Linked DNA regions of Mus musculus: region 1 is linked to region 2. A link is a loop called in an ENCODE intact Hi-C map of the cell type or tissue named here. Cell type or tissue: heart. All regions are shown on one strand. Each heading gives the region's core, and the rest is flanking DNA. Links, peaks and the distances in the headings are about the cores only. Region 1 holds the start of Zfp51 (zinc finger protein 51). Region 2 overlaps Gm10509 (predicted gene 10509).

Region 1 (2,923 bases), core at 218-2,717, 240 kb after region 2:
ATATCTACGAAACTCGCAACAAATATACGCTGAGATTCAGTTACATTTCCAGCCATTCCTTTCATGAGTAATAGCTAAAAGCTCTCTGGGGATGTTAAGTCACCAAGTATGTCCTGGGTATAACAGTGGAGTTAGCATGGATGTAAGTAAATTTAAAGAGCTTTATCCTTTATCTCAACAAAGAGAACTGGTTTGCAAACTTCAGTAGATAAACTAAAATATTCTACTATTCTACTATTTTGAATATTTTGGCAATCATTTGGTCAATGAAAAACACATCAGGATTATTTCAGTTTATATGCACTAAAATATATCGAGCCAGCTTACTTATGAACACCAGAAAAACTGATCACGCCCTGCTCTCTTCCGGCCCCTTCCCAGCCCCGTAGCTCCTTTGACTTGGGAGGTTTCTGAGCTATGGTTCCAGCTGCTGTGCTGCTGACTCTCCCAAGATGCCCCGCGCGGCACACGGCTGGCCGGCGTTTTACCTTCCCCTAAATTCCTCCCCGTTCTGCTATCCCAGGTCTACACTACGCGATTCCCTACGGTGCAGGGCCGTGAGCTCTGGACGTGAACAGGTCGTTAACACTTTTGGCTTTGGTTCTCAACTTACCTGGCTTCACTCACCTAGTTTCCCAGCTTCCGCTCACGTCACTCCTCTAACTCCTCCCACTCAACACTTTTCTACACTTCCTGGTAACGTCCAATGTGCTTGCACCCTCCGTTTCCGGGTGAGTGGCCCTGCCCCGCGGAGACCCGTCCCTCCCACTTTGTCTCTGGCTGCCTTCCACACAGGCCCAGCTGTCAGCTCGCCCAGCCTCCCCTCATGCTTGCTGCTAGCTAGACCAGAAGTGGATCTGGTAGGACTTTGCACCCCGATATCTGACCCCCATAGTGAGTTCAGAACCATTTAGATAAATGACCGGAAGCCTAACACCTCCTGGACTTCCAGCCGCTGGAATACATACTTTGTACCAAACAACAACAACACAGGCTAAATTCAGAAGCCCAAGTCCCATCCCCAAAACACAAACATGAGAAGCCAAAAGCAAATCCTAAAATTTTGACTTGGGAGAGACTTTTAAAGAACTTGGAATTTGAAAAGAAATAGGTGTCTCAAGAATTCAGTGGCTCTTTGCTATCCGCCCAGGGCCGAATTCATCCTGTGCTGTACTGATGTTACCACTAGATGGCGGTCTGTCATTTTACTAACTCAGAAAGGAGTTAGTCTTGTGATTTATGCTTAAAGTGAGAAAAACCAATTCTTTCTTTCTTTCTTTCTTTCTTTCTTTCTTTCTTTCTTTCTTTCTTTCTTTCTTTCTTTCTTTCTTTCTTTCTTTCTTCCTTCCTTCCTTCCTTCCTTCCTTCCTTCCTTCTCTCCTCCCTTCCTTCCACCCCTCTATTTATTTATTTATTTATTTATCTATTTATCTCTTTCTCTCTTCCTCCCTCCCTCCCTCCCTCCCTTTTTTCTGGAGTGTTGAATGCAGAGACCTTAACTTGCACAGATGCAAAAAATAAGGTATATGGTTCTAGTCTTAATATAGTCAGTTACTAGTTAGTTCATCTAGCTTGGTGAACACCAAAGAAGAGGTGGTTAGGATATAAGAAGGAAAAGAGGAGAGGATGGGCTAAGACACACTATTCTCTAGACTCCATACAATTATTGTAATCAGTAACCAACAGCAGCTGTCTTTATGTTCACTGGCCTCACACAAGACCACAGTCATTCTAGGAACTGGAACAGCTCACTTTACCTCCCAGAGGTTGGCTATGGATAGATTGTAGGAGAATAATCACTACCTTTAGTTGTCATCTTGTGCTGAGCACATCAGGCTCCAACACATAGCTCCTATCTTACTGGGTCCCTGGCAATATGAATAGAGATGAACACAATCGAGAGGTTTGTTGGAATTGTAAATCAGAAGAGCAGAGTTTTAGGAGTGGAATATGTACTTTATATCAAAAGTATACCAAAATATTGGGCAATACTTGATGTGGACATACAAATGCAATATGCAAGTGTGAAATAGCTAATAATAGAAAACTTGGGGGAGGTCATTCATTCACTCACTCATTCATTTGAGAAAGGTTTTCTTTGTGTAACACAATTATTAATGAAGTGTGCTACCATGCCCAGTTCAAAAAACATTTTTTTAAAAGAAACATATTTATTTCTTTTACATGAGTGCTCTATCTACATGTACACCTGCATACCAGGAGAGGGCATTGGATCCCATTACAGATGGTTGTGAGTCATGATGTGATTGTTGGGAATTGAACTCAGGATCTCTGGAAGGCTACACAGTGCTCTTAACCTCTGAGCCATCTCCTGAGCCCCTCAAAGTTGTTTTTAAATTACATCAGTCTATAATTTCTTTTTAATTGTATCAGTATCGGGTGGAGGACTTCTATTTGTTAAATTGTTTGATTGTTTTTGTTTTTTATTTTGTTTTTGCTTTTCAGAGCCAGGCTGTCCTTGAACTCACTAAGGTCAGCCTACTCTGCCTCTGAAATGCTAGGATTAATGGGATGGTCCACCAAGACTGGCTCAGAATCTGGGTTAGTATCAGGTAATAGTTAAGAGTCAGGAAGTTTTTCTCTTTTGTATCAATAAGTGGTAGCTGTTAAGTCACTTTGAAATTGGTTTTTTGAAATAAAATCCTGTCAATCTTGTTGTGGGGTTGTTTCAAAGATGGCATTTTATGCCCAACAGTGGGTAGGGGGAACTACCTCCAGTAGATAGAGGTGGAGGGACAGGCTTGCTGACCTTCAGTAAAAATTTTTGACCAAGAACTGTTCCTATTTAAAAGGAATGCAGGGGCAAAAATGGAGAAGACCGAAGCCTAGCATGGCTCTCCTCTGAGAGGCTCTACTAGTAGCTGATTGAGACAGACACAGGATAGCTTACACCTGACCATTG
Region 2 (2,923 bases), core at 131-2,630:
TTATCTCAAAGAAAAAAACAAAGTACCACTTGGGTTGAGCAGTCACCCAGGTATATGTCATATGGGCTACTGATGACCATGAAGTAATATTAAGTAGGTTAGAGTGGTTTGTCAGAGAGTCCCAGGGATCCATTTCTTCTAATAGTTACAACAGGTAAGATGCATTCTGGGACCAGGCCATTATACTAGGCTAAATGATTGGGAATCATTTTAAGTGGGACTGAATATAGCAAAGCATTTCCAGCTCTTGCTTTCCCTTTCACTCTAATCGTTCACTCTTGCCTGCTTACTCACTAGCTCACCCTATTTGTGGCTTGTCTCTCCTCTCCACATTCCAGGGCAATCTAATTTTTTTCCACACCAGTGACCAGGCCTATCTTGCATATAAGAATCCAGGTGTTCTGTGAGGTACCTATGACCCATGCTAGACACTTTAAGAAAGAATACAGGTGTCTAACATAGTACTCTGCTCAGTACATGAAGAGAATACAAAGTAGAAGAATCCAGGAATGAATTCCCAGTGATATTTTCTTTCAGAATCTTCAGCACATTAAGGGAGAATTTTTTTTTTAAGATTTATTTATTTATTATATGTAAGTACACTGTAGCTGTCTTCAGACACTCCAGAAGAGGGAGTCAGATCTTGTTACAGATGGTTGTGAGCCACCATGTGGTTGCTGGGATTTGAACTCTGGACCTTCGGAAGAGCAGTCGGGTGCTCTTACCCACTGAGCCATCTCACCAGCCCAAGGGAGAATTTTTAATTCACTTATGTTGAGTTTTTCTCACAACTAATACCATGTAATTACAATGATGGACATGGAGATATGGGATAAATATTATACAATACAGAAATAAAATGAAGGGTACATGGCGCCTCTAAACTAGAAAATGGAAAGAAAAAAATAAAACACCATGAAAAAGTTCCTTTCTCTATCAGACTTTCCCTAATTTGATGTCGTTTTCAAATAGCTTAACAGAGTTTACTACTGTTAAGGTCAATATATAGAAAGGATGAGTGGAAGTTCTACAAGAAAAATGTTCTCACCGACAGAGACCAGGTTGCTGTAATTCTCCAACATCACATCAATGTACAGAGCCCTCTGAGCAGAGTCCAGGCATTCCCACTCCTCCTGGGGGAAGTCCACAGCCACATCCCCAAATGTCAACAGACACTGAAACAAAAACGCACAGTGTGACCATGTGATGCTGGGCACAGTGCTTTTCTGGAAATAGGAAGATGGGATGTAGATGAACAAAGACCATTACTTAGTGAGATGATTTCTCACGTACTCACACTCTGTAATGAATGTTCTACCTCTGTGAAAGCAGGATGACACAATAGTCTCACAAGCATGTCCATGAAACAGGACACACAATTGAGGTCTGGACATGATTATCTATCTGTTATGGACACTTTATGTCCCTCAGAATGACAGTGTGCATGTCTCAGAAGGACAGTTCGTGATGAGTACACTTGCTTTAAAATGCTATACCTGAAAATCATGCTAAACTATTGACATTGAATCAATCCTGTCTGTACTTGGGTCTTATAGAGAAACACAGATGTGATGACATGTATGTATGTGTGTGTGTATACATACATACAGTTTCTGTCCATCAAAGGGAACAATTAGCAGGGCACACAGACACCCACAGAAAAAGAGAAAATCTGTATTAGTGACACTCTAGATAGGGGATCATATCTAGAATTTAACAAGAATTACAGAAGTTAAATACCAAGGTAATAAACTGCCAATCAATAATAGGCAAAGGATGTAAATAGACACCTTGAGAAGACAAACACCCAAATGGTCAATAAATATAGAAAAAAAGTATCCAGTATTCCTAAAACTCCATCAGAGAAACACAAAATAAAAGTACTTTAAAATACTGCCTTACCACAGGCAGAATGGCTGTCATCAACTACTCTGACAACAGAAGTTAGAGAGGATGTGGAGAGAAAGGAAGCCTTTTTTCACTGTTGGTGTGTGTGTAAGAGAGAGTGGGTACAAATTAATATACTCAAATGGAAATAATTTTGAAGAGTATTTAAAAAATAAAGGTAAAATTAATGTGTGGCTCTGCAATTTCTTTCCTGGGAGCATACCTAGAGAACTCTACATTCCACTCTAGATTATTTACACCCCATGTTTACTGGTGCTTTATTCACCATTGCAAAGAACTAATCAACCTAATTGTCTACCACCACATGAATGGATAATGAAAATGTTACACATATAAAATGGAAACCTGCCCAAGTAAAGAGAGAAATGTAATAGTAATTTGTAGGAAAATAACTGGACTTAGAATGTGTACTATTAAGTGAGGTCATACATTGCCAGAAAGAAGAAAACATATTTTCCCTCATATGCACAATCTATGTAACAATATTTGCTTATGGAAACCATGTACATGTGGACACAAAAGAACATGGAGAAAAGAGAACAAGAAAGATTTAATATCAGGGGTTGAGATAGAGCTGAATGCAGGTAATGACCACCAGTTATATGATATAGTGCTAATTGCTTTTCTAGTTCTAATACATATGTTTTTTTTTCTTGTAATGCCACACTTTTTTGGTTTTTGGTGGTGGGTAAGTACATCAAAACATATCAGATATTGAAACTGTTAAATCAAATGAGTCTCCAGAATTTTTATTCCCAGTGACTAATTTAACCATATAAAAGTTCATTTGGTTATACAGATTTTGGGTCTGGTTATTTTGCAGTGTGTGATTGGTTTGTTTGTTTCCAATGTGTCTACCTTATAATAAAAAATTATAAAAGCAGAAAATTAAAGGCTTGAAATACCTGAAAATATACCATTTCTAGAAAGAAGTGAACATGACCACTGACCTGGGACATGTTTACTGGAAAATTATCCATTTCTGTTTCTCTTCTCTTTCTCTTTTAGGAACAAT

Evidence for each region. Hi-C counts contacts between places; a loop is a spot of excess contacts. Peaks named below come from ENCODE experiments on the same cell type or tissue, not always from the same donor. Only the 100,000 strongest peaks of a DNase experiment are listed, where the experiment ranks them.
Region 1: it touches region 2 in a loop (5-fold over the local background); 2 of 42 quality-filtered maps call a loop at or near these places.

What each region holds. Positions count from the first base shown.
Region 1 is chr17:21,448,112-21,451,034 of GRCm38, reverse strand. It overlaps Zfp51 (zinc finger protein 51), which reads right to left and starts at 661. Exons shown (of 5, transcript NM_009558.4): 1 at 614-661. In heart, for the core only: a CTCF peak has its summit at 1,163 (motif pointing right); a DNase peak (open chromatin) is centred at 744; H3K4me3 peaks cover 1,014 bases; H3K27ac peaks cover 913 bases.
Region 2 is chr17:21,686,053-21,688,975 of GRCm38, reverse strand. It overlaps Gm10509 (predicted gene 10509), which reads right to left. Exons shown (of 6, transcript NM_001354753.1): 3 at 2,859-2,923; 4 at 1,049-1,175. The coding sequence starts at 2,888. Among named protein-coding and RNA genes, the nearest start is that of Gm10509, 7.6 kb to the right of the region's middle. In heart, for the core only: no CTCF peak of the experiment used is centred there; no DNase peak of the experiment used is centred there.